Regions from separate parts of the Mus musculus genome. Here region 2 is linked to region 1. A link is a loop called in an ENCODE intact Hi-C map of the cell type or tissue named here. Cell type or tissue: left cerebral cortex. All regions are shown on one strand. Region 1 overlaps Gabra2 (gamma-aminobutyric acid (GABA) A receptor, subunit alpha 2). Region 2 overlaps Gabra2 (gamma-aminobutyric acid (GABA) A receptor, subunit alpha 2).

Region 1 (8,000 bases):
CTATTCAAAATACAGGTGTCTAACCACTGTATTTAAAATTAAATTTAGTTATAAATGTTAGTTAAAGACAAAACAAAGCCGTTGCAAATTGCAAGCCATTTTAAAATCTAAGCATCTGGAATGTGAAGACAAACACCTAAAATTGTTGTATAGGTGTTACAAATGTTCATCACAGCTCAGAAGCCAGCAGCCGCTGCTGAGTGCATTCAACAAAAACAGGAAGGGAGAAAAAGGCATACACATATTTAGTGCTCCTACAACTAAAATAGGAGAGAAAGGTAATTGAACGTTGAGTAACAACACAGAGCTGAAGGTTCATACAGCCATGGTATAGAGGAAATACTCATAGAAACCTTAATCATTCTATAGGTGGGATAATAGATAAAGAAAGCCAATTTCTTTTTTCTCAGCTTTCTATAGGTACAAGACAAAATAAAAAACAATGTAGGATACTAATACTAATTTTACAAACACTAAAATTCTCCATTTACTCAGCAAACTTCTTTAGTGTTATTTCCATAATTGGTCCTGCAAACAAGCAAATAATTTTCTTCAGCACAGCCTGTTATATAAACATAATTTCAAGAACACATTAAACTTGGAGAAGACAGCATAGTCTTCAGTACATAAGTATGTTAATTATAAGTCAATGCTCATAGCCAATTTCTGAAGATTCTGTCTAGTCACTAAAACAAGCAAATTTCAGGACTAATTTCAGAATGATTTCTCATTTACTCTGAATTACTAAGTGTATTTAAAAGTACTAAATTTATTTCATTATCCCTCCTTTTTTGCTATTAATGGCTAGGTCCTATTGAATAAATCCCTATCAGTAGTGTTGCTCCCATAATGAAGAAAAATGTGGCTTATGAGGCAGGTATATGGTAACTAAAAATAATTTTTGAGATATACAAAAATATTTAAGCTCAGAGTCATGAGTTTGTATTTAAAGAAACTTCAGCAACAGACTTGACAATGAATTAATATTGCAAACATTTCAACGAGTAGGGCACTTAAGATCACCAGAATGGCAATAAACCCAGTTAGTAAAGCTCTGTATACAAACATGCTCAATTAAACACAAGTTCCAGAACAGCACAGCTCTTCCAGCCATTGTGAAGGTGAAATACTTAGGCTTTCCCTTTGCAGTCAATGGTTAAGAAGTTTAAATCAATAATGGGAGAGAGATTCGACACTGTTAGATCTTTATATTATATTATTAAAGCAAACCTAATGAAACTACCCTAAATCTCTCATCATTTGCAGAGATTCAAATCATTTGGAAACATTTTGTGTCATTTAAAACTTTTATTTACTTACTTAATATTCAAGTTATCCCTAACCCTTAAGGGAACATATTTCAGTAGCAATATTCAAATTTTCAGAATTTTAAATTTCAATTCAAACCTGATGCTTCCAAATTTTATAGACTTGTCATTATATCATACATACCAACAACTCTCTGAGGCAGGAAACCACAGTTAAATACTCTTCTATCATGGACCAATAAAGAGCCAGTGGCCACAGATCATGAAAAATTTACAGATTATGGGAAGTTACAGGAATAATTACTAAAACTTGAGTTTTATAATTGCTGAATACAAAAACTCTTTCACATTTTTTTCTTTCCAGTGTTGGGGAAGCCAGGAATATGGGCTCACAAGAATGACAAGGGTCCTTCTCTTCCACCATAAAAGAAGTAAACAAAAGAGATGAGTGATTTAAACAATAAAACATATGAAGGTGCAAAATTTCTAGGAAAAAAAAACTGGAGAGCAACTATGGAAGAGCATTTTCTCTATCAAATAATTTCCTATCAAATACTTAAACAATGAACCAAATAGCTAATTAAAATTACATTTAGATATGGTTTAGTATATTTAGTAAATATTGTAGTGTCTATTTAATGTACAGACTGTAAGAAATGTATCCAGGTAACAGAACAACACCCCAATTTAAATAAATATCTAAAAATCCTAAATGTTGAGTTTTTTTTTTTAAAGAAACACTAAACATAGCTTACAAGCATATCAAATTCATTCAATATCATGAATCATTAAGAAAATAAAAACTATAGGCAAAATAATAATTGAGGGTATAGAAAAGATGATAGGTCAGTTTTGGCTTAGATATGAAGAAAAGGAGCCCTGTCTTGCACAGTGTGGGTAAGGGTTAAAATTAGTGCTGCCATTATGGTAAAGAAATAGAGTTCTCCACAAAAGATAATTATAAGTATCATCATAGTACATCATGAAAGGTTATCTTCTTTGAACACCCAAAAGAATCTCAATTACTAAATGAAAAGTTATAGCAATGGTATACAATATGAAATGTATGATAAGAACAGGCTCTTAAGTAGATCAGAGAAATTACTGGAGCACATATTATTTAATCTTTTTTTTTAATTTCAGTTGAATTTTGGAAAATATGATAACAGAAGCAACCTGCTAAAACTCTTTAAAAAGATAAAGTGTAATATGTAAACATTCCGGGGGAAAGTTGGACGTCACGGACATCAACTGGCACAGATACCTTTAAAATAGAAGCTTGAAAACCAAAGCAGGAACAAATATTGACAAAGCAAAGGGCCAAGTTTAGAGGCTGTGTAGAAGACCTCAACAGAAGCCGTCAAAGAACCACCATGTGTGGTTGACATTAATTTTACAATTAATAACAGTCAGAGGAGAAGTCCCATTTGTGCCCAACATTTATATAAAAGATGTCTATAATACAAACAATATTGATTAATCCTTAGCAGAACCAGACATATAAGAATATATTCTCCCCCTTTTCTAAACTTTCTTCTTTTTGCCTCCATTTTATATCTTCCTATAAGAGGAGAAGAAATGTAGGTGGCAAGCCATTGCTCATAGTAATCCCCCATGTGTGGGATGGAGAAGAGTTAGAATGTGCACACAACATATCAAAGAGTACACACATTAGCCTGACCTCCCTAAAGCTGTGGAATGGATTGAGATGCTGTCACAAAGTGGGAGTATTCTGATGAATATAGCATTCATGAATTTTTTTTTTCATTTGAGTTTCTAAAGCCCTTAGAATAGTATACAAACACTCTTACAGCCTCCATGTCCCTATTATATATCTTCCTACCTTCTTCAATCTCGCTCAACCAATTCTCCCATCACACACAAGCATACACTGACATTGCACTTCAGCAGTATTGACATAAATGCAAGCTTTTGGATGTGTCAAGTCATGGCTCCCTTATGCTAATTCATTGGTAAGTGTCACCTTCACTCTTCATCAGCTCCTTACATTTGACCATCTCCTACTCTATACTGAAAGCAGAGTTAACAATTCCCTTTTCATAACTATAACAATATATAGCAAACTGCCTGCATGACTGTTAGTAAACAATAAATACTCCCTGGATGAATGTTGAATAGATAGATGATTGAGCAAGTGAATGGATGGATGAATGAATGAATGAATGAATGAATGAATGAATGAATGAGGGAAATCATGAAAAGTAAAACATTCTGTAAACATTCTGGGTAGTGAGGCCCTGAGCAGATGACAATGGCATCAACAGAAGCAGATGTCAAAAGATAATGTAGGTGTTAATGCAGATGTTCTTCCTATGCACAGAAACCCTGATCCTCAATCCCTTGAGAAGTCCATGGTACACACATGTGTGTTTTCATATTGTTTTCATGTGACTCTTTTAAATGAGCCAGATCACAATATGAATATGAACACATGACAAGCAAGCCATGGACAAGCTTGTTCTCTGGAATCTATTGTTGTAAAGTCCTTTTTTGGAATATTTATGTATCTTGTGGACCTCATTTAGCTCTAGCAGCTTTCCTGGGCAGACTGTCATGATTTTCTCAGGCCATCTTCCCTATATGTGGCTCTAGTAGTAGTGAACTTCCCATTTCACTAAATGTAGAGTGCTTTGTGACAAAGGAGTCTAATCCATTTTTCAGCGGGACTTCCTTCCCTAGAAACCTTGAGAATCACAGATCTTTTGTCCACTAACATATCTACCTATAAATCCTTTGATAAAACTGTTATCACACTACTTTCAAGTTAGTTTTAGTACCCTCCCATTATGCAGTGAATTACTGAGGGGCACACCTGAATTATATGTAGATGCCTTTAGTCTCAAAGCTTTCATGGATACAGCATTTACTTTTGAATCTGTTGGAATATATGGATACAACTATTCCTTTTCACAGCCCAGAATGCAGTAAATAAGACAATGATCTTTACAACACACACACACACACACACACACACACACACACACACACACACACATTTAACAAAACTAAAAATTGAAGTACAAGGAAAAGAAAAATTGCTATTTTTAAGAAACCCCCAAAAAGCACTAGAGAAAGTTAAGTTTGATATTAGCCTTGACTACACTGAAAAAAAAATCCAGTTGGCAAAGCAGTAGATCAGTATAACAAGTATGGAGAAAAAATATGTACAAGGGCAGTGAGCTGTTAGCAATAATGGCATGTTCAGAGAACAGTGAGAAGTTCAACGCAATTTTTAAAAATAAAAGCCTCACTGAGAGTTACAGTGCCTTATAAAACTGCTGCCCTCTGTGCCGATCTCTTCTCAGCCATGCTGATTAAAATGTTGCCTCCACTCTTTCTCCACTTCCTCACTTCCCACATGCCTCCGCCCACTGCAATCTGGTTGCTTTTGCCACCATCAGCAAACACCTCCTTGTTCTTAATCTAATGACATATTTAAGCATTTTTCTCAGCTTTGCCATCGAAAAAGAGATAGTTTTCATCTCACTACTTAAGCAATATTCTTTAAGATACATCTTCCTCTTCTTGTTACTATTGTTGAGACCCCACCATGGAATCAGAGTCTGTCTCATGACCACCAGTCTATCTGTAGGATATGCCTTAGAAAAAGTATGGGTGTTTATAGAAATGGGTAAATTTAACTCTTCTTAGCCTATACATGCAATCTCTGGATTGCTTGTCTAAAAACAAAGGTTCCTCGAGACTTGCAATCTAAGAATCAAGCATTCCATCTCCAGATTTTTATTCACTTCTTTATGTTTAGAAAGAAAGCATTTATTTTGACTCACAGTCACAGGGAGAGTCCATCATAATGAAAAATTGCTGGCAGGCAGAGCAGAAAGCAGCTGAGGGTACTGCACGGACAGTCAGAAGGTAGAGGGTGGTGGGGAGCAGTGTTATGTTCCTTTGCACTCATGTGTGGGTTCCCTTTTTATTTTAAATATGTGCATTTTGTAATTTATGTATCTGTGTCTCTTTGTCTTGGTGGTCAGCATGAGTTTCAGCCACCAGTACATCAATTCTTGCAAAGGGCAGAACAGAGTGTCAGATCCTACAAAGCGGGAGCTTGATGGTAGTTACGGGCCTTTCAAAGGGAGTGCTGGACACCAACACTGGCCCCTCTGAATGATCAATGAGCACTCTTAACTAACAACCCCTCTCTCCAACACATGCAGCTTTTAGTTTAAAAATCACTCTGATTCAAGAAATTATAACTGTATAGTATGTAACTTACACAATAGAGTGAGCAGAATGGGAAATGTCACTCAGTCCATAGGAAACCAGGACATTTAATATTGCTGCTCTAAACTTACACAGCCCTCATTGCCCCCTGAAAAGTAATGGGCAGACTCTTTCTAAACTCACCTTCACTTTTCCTCTTCTGTATTTTTCTCCAACTTCTGTACCCAGCAGATCAACTAGTCATCAACTACATACATAGTGAAGTGTTAAATAACTGCCGTATTTCTTCTCTACTGCCAACATCTCATCCTGTCCCACCTCAGCTGACATATTTAAGCATTTTTTCTCAGCTTTGCCATCAAAAAAGAGATAGTTTTCATCTCACTACTTAATCAATATTCTTTAAGATACATCTTCCTCTTCTTATTACTACTGTTGCGAACCCACCATGGGATCAGAGTCCATATCAAGTCCACCAGTCTATCTGTAGGATATGCCTTAGAAAAAGTATGAGTCAGCCGACAGTCATGTCTTGGCTGAGGCAGTCTCCATCTCACATATTTTTGCTTCTCCCCACATCTGACATCTATTACTTATTTCTGAGAACCACATAGACTCTAAGACACAAGTCTACCCATGAATGTATTATACTCTCAACCTACTGCACATCAATTTTGAGAGGCACCTGAGCAACAACTTCTTTACTAGAAACTTCAGCCTATCCCAATAAGATATTTAGGAATCTTATTTTGAGAAGCATTTTTTCATATACTTTCATGGGGCTGGATATTATCTGATGCGTCAAAGTCTTTGAGTCTAACCTTCTCACTCCAAAGTTGAAAGTAACTCTTTTATTACTTATTCATTTTAAACTCCACTCACTGTCTACCTCCCAGTCAGCCTCTCCATCAATACTTCCCTCATTCCCCTCCTCTTCTCCCCTGAGGGGGTTCTCCACTAGGTATCTCTCCCATGCTGGCACTTCAAGTCTCTGCAAGGGTAGGTGCTTCGTTTCCCAATGAGGCCAGACAAGGCAGCCCAGCTAGAACATACCCCACATACAGGCAACAGGGATAGTTCCCTCTCCAGTTGTTTAGGACCCACATGCAAACCAAGCTGTACATCAGCATCTGTGTGGGTAAGCCTTGGTCCAGCTCTTGTATGTACTTTGAGTGGTGCTTCAGTCTTTGAGAGCCCCAAGGGTCAATGTTAGTTGATTATGTTGGTCTTCCTAGGGAGTTGCTATCCCCTAAAAGGCTACAAAATAACTTTTAAATGCCAGTTTTAAAACAGGCAAAGATGATAACTTCCCTTCTGATACACAGTACATCCCAAGTCCCCTGGACCAACTACATTGGCAAATCACAATGGGAAGAAAGAAAGCAAGTAAGCACAGTGTGCCTTTTCTACTAGACATTGGTATCTTAGGGCTCGCCATACTTTGAACTACACAGTACTGCATTGGCTTCTTGGGAATTGTACTTTGTACTTAATGTTTACAAAAATGAATAAAAGTATGACTCAATTAGATCATTGTAATTAATACACCAAGGTCACACTTACCTGAATGTCTAACTTGTTAATAATATAAAGGAAAACACAGTTGATGAGAACTCACAATTCTACTCCAAAGTCCAGTGCTATAGCACTAACACTGAGCAAGGGACAATTACCTAAGCTGTGGTTCTTTTTACAGGCCTGGGTACCACATTTTGTGGCTTTAGTGCTAATGTCACAAAATATGCACATGCAATGAAATATCCACCAATACAGGAAAAGAAAATTTTTATATATTTTGTGGAAAAGACATATTTCCTTATATGGAAACTCGTGGAGGTAGGTCAGGCATGGACATATTTCTTTATATGGAAATTCATGGAGGTAGGTCAGGAGTGGGAGAAATTGCAGTAGTGTGCACGCCTACTGCAAACTTTGTCCATTGTTAGCTCCCAGTACATTCTAACGCTTAATTACCTTTTTACTCATTAATTTTTAAATGTTGAAATTAAAGATTTTTAACTTAACTGCAGACAGTGTAATTAGAATCATTAATTATAATTCAGATCCACAACTTTCTTTAGACAATTACCCTGGTTAATGAGTTTTTGATCGCCAAGCGTGAACATGTGTCTGCACGTTTATGTGCATATGCACGTGTGCTCTATGTGCATGGGTGTGTTGTCCTTGGTTCTTAATGCTTTGTGTTATGTTGCTATTTTCCCTCAGGCTAAAGTCAGAATAAATCTATAGCACTGACCTGAACAATAGGATCTAGGAGTTTAGTTAGGTTTTGCTACTTATTATGTACTTCATAGAAAGAACAGCAGTTATACTACTAAAAAGGAAATGAAATATCTCCAGTATTTGTTCTTATTAACTAAATACTTTTATGAGACATGAGCCCTATGCCTCCATATCTCCTTCTATTTGTAGGTTATAACATGGACGTGTTTTTCTTTCCCATGTGCGGCAGGTCTAATTAGATTATTTCTGTTTTCAGTAAACACAGGTTCAAACTTGTCTTCATTA
Region 2 (8,000 bases), 54 kb after region 1:
TAGTTGGAACATCTTCTGGATATATGCCCAGGAGAGGTATTGCAGTATCCTTCAGAAGTACCATGTCCAATTTTCTGAGAAACCGCCAGACTGATTTCCAGAGTGGTTGTACAAGCTTGCAATCCCACCAGCAGTGGAGAAGTGTTCCTCTTTCTCCACATCCTCGCCAGCATCTGTTGTCACCTGAATTTTTGATCTTAGTCATTCTGACTGGTGAGAGGTGCAATCTCAGGGTTGTTTTGATTTGCATTTCTCTGATGATTAAGCATGCTGAACATTTTTTCAGGTGTTTCTCAGCCATTCGGTATTCCTCAGGTGAGAATTCTTTGTTTAGCTCTGAGCCCCATTTTTTAATGGGGTTATTTGATTATCTGGAGTCCACCTTCTTGAGTTCTTTATATATATTGGATATTAGTCCCCTATCCGATTTGGGATAGGTAAAGATCCTTTCCCAATCTGTTGGTGATCTTTTTGTCTTATTGACGATGTCTTTTGCCTTGCAGAAGCTTTGCAATTTTATGAGGTTCCATTTATCGATTCTTGATCTTACAGCACAAGCCATTGCTGTTCTATTCAGGAATTTTTCCCCTGTGCCAATATCTTCGAGGCTTTTCCCTACTTTCTCCTCTATAAGTTTCAGTGTCTCTGGTTTTATGTGGAGTTCCTTAATCCACTTAGATTTGACCTTAATACAAGGAGATAGGAATGGTTCAATTCGCATTCTTCTACATGATAACCGCCTTTTGTGCCATCACCATTTGTTGAAAATGCTGTCCTTTTTCCACTGGATGGTTTTTGCTCCCTTGTCAAAGATCAAGTGACCATAGATGTGTGCATTACACTATATAAAGTTAGTTCCCAACTTCAAATATAATTAGTATCTCCCCACCTATTTAACTACAATAATTGAAATATATTTATCAAAGAAATTGCCACCATATCATTATATTTAAAACTAGATCTCATGTAGCTCAAACTGGTTTTGAACTAACAATATAATAAAGAATGACCTTCTGGTTATTCTTCTTCTATTTTCCAAGATAGGATTACAGGCATGCAATAATTTGCCTGGTTTTCAGGGTGCTGGGTTATTGACCCTAAGAGTCTTTATATACTAAGGAGGAACTTGGCAACTAAGCCACATCTTCAACCTCAGTAATATTCATTTTTGTTTTTCAAGACATGTGTCAGTTTTAGTACAGTACATATCTATGTGTATTTATGGCTAAATGAAGAATATTTTATATTACATAGATTGATTTCTCACCTAAATTAATGACCAATCTAACAGTTAGCAGCACTTTGTAAAGTACTAGCATAGGTAATAAATATATTTATGATTATATTCAGATGAAGAACGAAGCACCAACTTTTAGAAGGAGAAACTTTGAATTTCTAATGTCAAGAGGAAAAGATAGAAAAGACATTAAAATCAAAACAATAAATGTAAATAACATTCACAAAGTGCTTAAGGCACCTCTGTGTCTGCATCATATCCTTTAAGAATGCCTTGTGGGATTATAAAATGCAATGTAACATTCCTTAAGCTCAACCCTTGAGAGATTGAGGCCCTCCCCAATCTCAAAATGTCATCCAAGACTGACAGAATGGGAAACATGGAGACCTTGCTAGAAAGCAGAATGGTGAACCCAGTAGACATAATCCAAGGCATTTACTCATTTTCCCAGATAATAGTCTACCTTCATAAAAATTACAATGTAAAGTTGGAATTCAGCTGCAAGGGAAAGCTTTCTCTTGACAAAAGGAACAGAGTAATTGATTGATCCCTTATGTAGTTTGGGTAACTATGGTGGTTAGTATCCTGGGATCAGCCCAAAGTGGGCTGTTAGTCAGGAAGCTCTACCCCTAGTCAAGAAGCTATTAGCAACTGATAGCTGCTGAGAAAGTAAGGGTCAGCTTTCTTTAATCATATAGCACATATAAGTTGACCACACTCCAGACATTCAAAAATATCAAGCAGTGCAAATCATCCTTTACTGGGGGACTAGAGACGAAATGTTATATGGGTATGGAAAAGAAATGAATCTGAAAAGAGTTATGGAAGAGTGGGCAAAAATGGTCAAAATTCATTGTATGAAATTCTCAAAGTAATAATAATAATGATAATAAATGAAATCCTGAGATTATGAAGAGCTACAGGCAACTAATGACAACTGAAAGAGGGAGACTCAGTCTTCTCCAGAGATAAGTTCACTAATTAATTGCCCAATACCAGTAGTCAACTTTAATAATATATGTATACTACGTATTAGAAATACTACATAGACTCAATAGGTTGTATTTATATATTTATATGTAATTATTAAATGTAACCATGATTTTATTCTTTCTCCTATACTGGATTATCATTTTCCAATGTTGGTAAGGTCTTTTCCTTCTTTGCAATTGTCTTTAAAAATGCAGTAAAAAAAAAAGCTACTCAGGAGATAGATAGATAGATAGATAGATAGATAGATAGATAGATAGATAATTTAAGAAAAACCATAAGTAGTACACATAAGAATAATATTAAATATTAAAGACAATGATTTTCCTTTTAGAAACAGGATCATGTTATATACTCCCAGTTCTAACTGGCTTGGTATTTAGTCTGCTGCCCTGACCATCTTCCCTGAAGTTCCTAAGTGCGGGGATTATTAATACACAACCACTCCTAGTTAAGTTTGAGCTCTTTATATGACCTTTTAATAATAGGTGAATGACAGGAGCCACCTACTACTAAGTTTCTTGTTTATATGAAACTGAATTCCACAACGAAGCAAATATCAATTAAAAATTTAAATACCAGGTTAGCACATTGTTAATTGTTAAAGGTGACCATGATTTTATTATTTCTCCTATATTGGATTATCATTTTGCAATGCTAGTAAGCTCTTCCACTTTTTTGCAATTGTCTTTAAGCATACAGTATAAAAAGCTACTCGAGAATACCATATCTTCTGATGTCTCAAGACAGACAACATCTGAATGTCACAGTACCCTATCTACGTGAGTGAGCCAATTACAGAGATGACATGCCACAAAACAGCTCCCTGGAGGAGAAAAGTTTTGATGACGAGCCATCTGTTTTCTGCCCCACTAAATTTTGGATCTACTCACTTAAACATACACCTGCCCACTTCCACATCTGCTGATAGATTTTGTTTAGTGTCCCAGCTGTTTCAAGACAATGACAACAAAAGCTGAAATTGCAGCTGCCTCCAGCAACTGGTGGCAGTCTGGGAAAGAAATGCCTCTATTAGACACTGTTACCAAAAATGACAAAATCCAAAATTGTGTGTGGTAGTAGATAAAAAAAAAAAGTATGACAAGCCCATGATGTTACAATTTCACAGGCACCATCATGGAAATATCCCCATCCTGAGTCAACACCTAGATCCCATGAGACGTCATCACTAGTGCGTTTCACACGTAGTAATGTAAGTCCTAAGTGACCCTCTCTGCTAAAGCTATGAGTCAAACCCTCAGCTAGTGACAGCCAAAAATATCTCCAAGAACCTTACAGATTATGTGGGATGCTGAAAGGAATGAAAGCTAAAAGAAACCTTCTGTTAGAGCAATATTCTGCTCACTGTTCCATCTGGCTCATATTCTCTTTTAAAGGATCCAGATACTCGGACCTAGGAAGATAGCTCAGTTAATGTTAGCGCTTGTCTTGAAAGTACAAGAGCCTATGTTCAACCCTCAGTATACACACACACACACACACACACACACACACACACCACACACACACACACACACACACACACACACACACACACACACAGAGAGAGAGAGAGAGAGAGAGAGAGAGAGAGAGAGAGAGAGAGAGACAGAGAGAGAGAGACAGAGAGACAGAGAGACAGAGAGAGAGAGAGCGTCATGATGGTGTACCCTTGTAATCCCACTGTGAAGAGACTGAAGATAAGTGGAATTTTTATCCCATGTAAAATATTTTATTTTACTTTTTTCTTTTTTTATCAGATATTTTCTTCATTTACATTTCAAATGCTATCCCCTTTCCTAGTTTCTTCTCTGAAAGTCCCCTATACCCTCCCCCTGCCCTACTTCCCAATCTACCCACTCCCGCTTCCTGTCCAAGGCATTATCCTATAAGGGTCATATAATCTTTACAAGACCAAGGGCCTCTCCTCCCATTGATGGTCCAACTAGGCCAACCTCTGCTACATATGCAACTAGAGATACAATCTCTGGGGGGGGGGTACTGGTTAGTTCAACCCTCTCTATAGGGTTGCAGACCCCTTTAGCTCCTTGGGTACATTCTCTAGCTCCTTCATTGGGGGCCCTGTGTTTCATCCAATAGATGACTGTGAGCATCCACTTCTATATTTATCAGGCACTGGCATAGCCTCATAAGAGATAGCTATATCAGGGTCCTGTCAGCAAAATCTTGCTGGTATATGCAATAGTGTCTGGGTTTTGTGGTTGTATATGGGATGGATCCCTGGGTGAGGCAGCCTCTAGATGCTCCACTATGTTCATAGCAACCTTATTTATAATATCCAGAAACTGGAAAGAACCCAGATGTCCCTCAACAGATAAATGGATACAGAAAAACAATGAATTTATGAACTTCTTAGGCAAATGGATGGATCTTGAAGATATCATCCTGAGTGAGGTAACCCAATCACAAAAGAACACACATGATATGCACTCACTGATAAGTGGATATTAGCCCAGAAACTTAGAATACTCAAAATACAATAAGACCAAAGTGTGGATACTTTGTTCCTTCTTAGAATAAGGAACAAAATACCTACAGAAGGAATTACAGAGACAAAGTTCGAAGCTGAGACAGAAGATAAGTGGATCTTTAGTGATCATTGGCCAACCAGCCTGGCTTAATTGCTGATCATCAAATTAATGGGATCTCTCTCCCTCTCCCCCTCCCACTTCCCCTTTCCCTCCCCTCCCCCCCCCTCTCTCTCACACACACAGTAATGTGGAAGACAACTGAGGAATGACATTCAAGATAATTGTTTGATTTCCTCACTTATGTGCACACACACACACACAGAGCTCAAAAATTATCTTGATGTTTCTCTTTAAGTTCACATTTTTATAGTGGTGACATAGTTTAATATAAGCATTACTAATAATGTGGTATTTATGCAGATTTCCTTTGATCCAGTATATTTCCTTTTATGCAGAGTTACTTTTGATGTTACCATCCTGGATACTGTACTAAGTCAAAAGCTCCTGGTAATCAAAAAATACCTCATTTTAATTTTGACTTATCAGGTGACATCATACTCTTAGTAATATTTCCATCATTACTCCTTGGAAGTGACCACAAAGCATTCACCCTCATTCTCTTGTTGTCCCATCCCCACCTAAGCTTGCCCCATGCAGTTTCCAAATATGCCAAATATTTCCATACTCATGTAATCATTTTTATGTTCTCCCCAGTAGAATCCCCAGTTTTACATTTTTTTTTGCTTCAATGATCACCCTTACATGCCCTAGATAAGTAATTAAATCTACACTCCCATATTCCCTTCTACTTGACTGAAACACCAACCTTGAAATTCCATTTTCTTTTAATTAAGACTTCCTTTCTGGGTATGCAAATTTTAATCTTCCTTGTAAACCTGTCGGGTATTTTAGTCCACTGTTTCATTTCTTGGGAATCTGAAGAGTTCCTTTATGTAATTACAGTAACAGAAATGAATTCCCTCCATTCATTGCAATTCTCCCCGCCTGGGCTGCTTAAATTCGGTGTAGTAACTTCTAAGAAATTCGTATAATAAAAATATACTATAAACCTCTAAAGCAAGGAGCTTAATAGTAGTCTATAATATTTAGCTTTGAAAGTATTCTTACATGTGATGAAGAATATATCAAAAACCTTTAATCTCTATTTAACTGTCTCCCAAGACATAGGTCTTTCCCTTCCCAACCACTTGTACAGTTCAAGTCTGAAGTCCTCCTCTGTACCAGCAACCTTTAAATACACATCACACATCATTCAGAGGGCAACCAAACCTTTGAAAACCTTTTTGCTTTTCCGACCAGGAACTGTCCTCAGGGTATTTTGTATCCCTGACAGTTGCATAGCACAGGTTATACCTGAATTTATTCTGTTGTTCAGACTAAATGAACTGATGGTCCCCCTGATTCAGTCTCCCTAGAAGCTGGGTTACAGGTCTGGACCATCAAGTGCCTTGCTCCTAAATGCTTATCCCCATCCATACTAGATTACTCAGACATCAATACAAAACATAATCTGAGCAAACATTTGGGAATATTATTAGGATATATATATCCATCTTCTATTTTTTCTGATGCTGGGCTATCTCTAATCATAGTTAGGATCTAATTGCACTGAACATCCTTCCAAACATTTGAAACACTAGAAGAAATCTTTAGACTTTGTAGCCCATCTTCACAAAGAGTTGAAAACAGCCTTATGCTAGTTTTCTTACTGTTTTATGGGCATTTGTGCAAACTACATGTTAGCAAAGGAAGATTTTTACCATTGTATTAGATTTTAAATGAGGCATCTTCATCCTTTTTTTTAGTTCTCTGAGCAACACAGGATGAATAACTGTCTTGGGCCTCATATCAAATCAGTTCAGTAATACTCCAATCAAACAAGATTTTTTTTTTAAATTCTGAAGTGTTTCTTTCCAGACAATGTCACTGCAGGTAGTGCTGGAACACATTGTGCTTATTCCCTTAAGAAGCTAATGGCATCCTGAATCAAATAAAGATATTTATTTCCCCTCTTTTTAAACAAAAGAGGCTGTTTTAATGCAGGACTACTTTTGAAATTTTATATGAAGCATATTTTGCCCTTAAAATGCTTTAAACACTGATCAAAACAATAAGAACTATAATAAATAAAATAAATAAATTTTACCTACTACTGAATTAAGATGGAGATGACTTTTCCTTTGATGGGCTTTGAATTTTTTAAAGGCATGATAAATATAAAAAGCATTTCAAAGCCATTATATAATCAGCTAATAAAAGTATAAAATCCAATGAGAATTTTAAGGTCTATATCTTACAATATGTTGGTGACCTAAATTTGATGATATCTATATGAAATATGTGTAAGTACTAAGTTCATTCTTACAGGCAGTTGTGAATGAAAAGATCTCTTCCTTGAAAAATGAAGGTATTTCAAAGTAAAACAAGTTTTCAGGATTCTAGCTGTACCAAAAATTAGAAACTCAAAAGAAATAAACATGCTGTTTAATATACTGTCCCTCCTGTACTTCTTTTTATTTTACCCTTACGGTGTAGCTATTTTTCAATGTTCCTGTAGATCAACACATATTAAAAGTAATGAGGACATGTGTTTTCCTTAAGGTAACTGAGAAGTATCCAGACGTTTCAAATGGAGTTTTACTTGACTTATTATGTGTAAGAATCTGTCTCTAAAAGAGAACAGAGAACACTCTAGAACCCTACTGCAGACAGAACAAGACCTGATTTCTGAGGGTTGTAATGTTTTCCAGGTTCTTAGATCTCAGATTGGCAGACAGTATACAAAAATTCCCTCTATCCTCCTGAGAAGGACTTGTTCTTCAAACAGAAAAACACATAATTCTACAGTATCTTTAATTAAGAAGTTAAAGGGGCATTATTTTAACAATCTATATCTAGGTATGAGAAAATAATACGATATCATTTTATGCAAAGCCTAGGCTTTGCTCATCAAAATACTTTTAGCACTTAAACTAACATCACAAAATACTCAGAGATTAATACAAATGGCTAAACTGTGTGTGTAGTTACAGATTTGCTTGATTGTATGTTATGAGCAAGAGTAATTGATTTGTCTGAACTTCAGTAACTTGTCCTTTCCAAGAAACATGTGCTGACATTCAGAGTCATTTTAAGAGTGGTAACACACATGTTTATTTTGCCCCTCATCCAAAGGAACTTCATATCTATGAGATGAACAGCACTGTTAAATCTTATGGTATCTTTCCTACTTCATGACTTCAATGCCCATTAAGGAACAA

Evidence for each region. Peaks named below come from ENCODE experiments on the same cell type or tissue, not always from the same donor. Only the 100,000 strongest peaks of a DNase experiment are listed, where the experiment ranks them.
Region 2: it touches region 1 in a loop (2.5-fold over the local background); 2 of 42 quality-filtered maps call a loop at or near these places.

Annotation. Positions count from the first base shown.
Region 1 is chr5:71,021,510-71,029,509 of GRCm38, forward strand. All of the region lies in intron 4 of Gabra2 (gamma-aminobutyric acid (GABA) A receptor, subunit alpha 2), which reads right to left. Among named protein-coding and RNA genes, the nearest start is that of Gabra2, 70 kb to the right of the region's middle. In left cerebral cortex, no CTCF peak of the experiment used is centred here; DNase peaks (open chromatin) are centred at 4,647 and 5,984; H3K27ac peaks cover 1,879 bases.
Region 2 is chr5:71,075,553-71,083,552 of GRCm38, forward strand. All of the region lies in intron 3 of Gabra2 (gamma-aminobutyric acid (GABA) A receptor, subunit alpha 2), which reads right to left. Among named protein-coding and RNA genes, the nearest start is that of Gabra2, 16 kb to the right of the region's middle. In left cerebral cortex, no CTCF peak of the experiment used is centred here; a DNase peak (open chromatin) is centred at 3,487.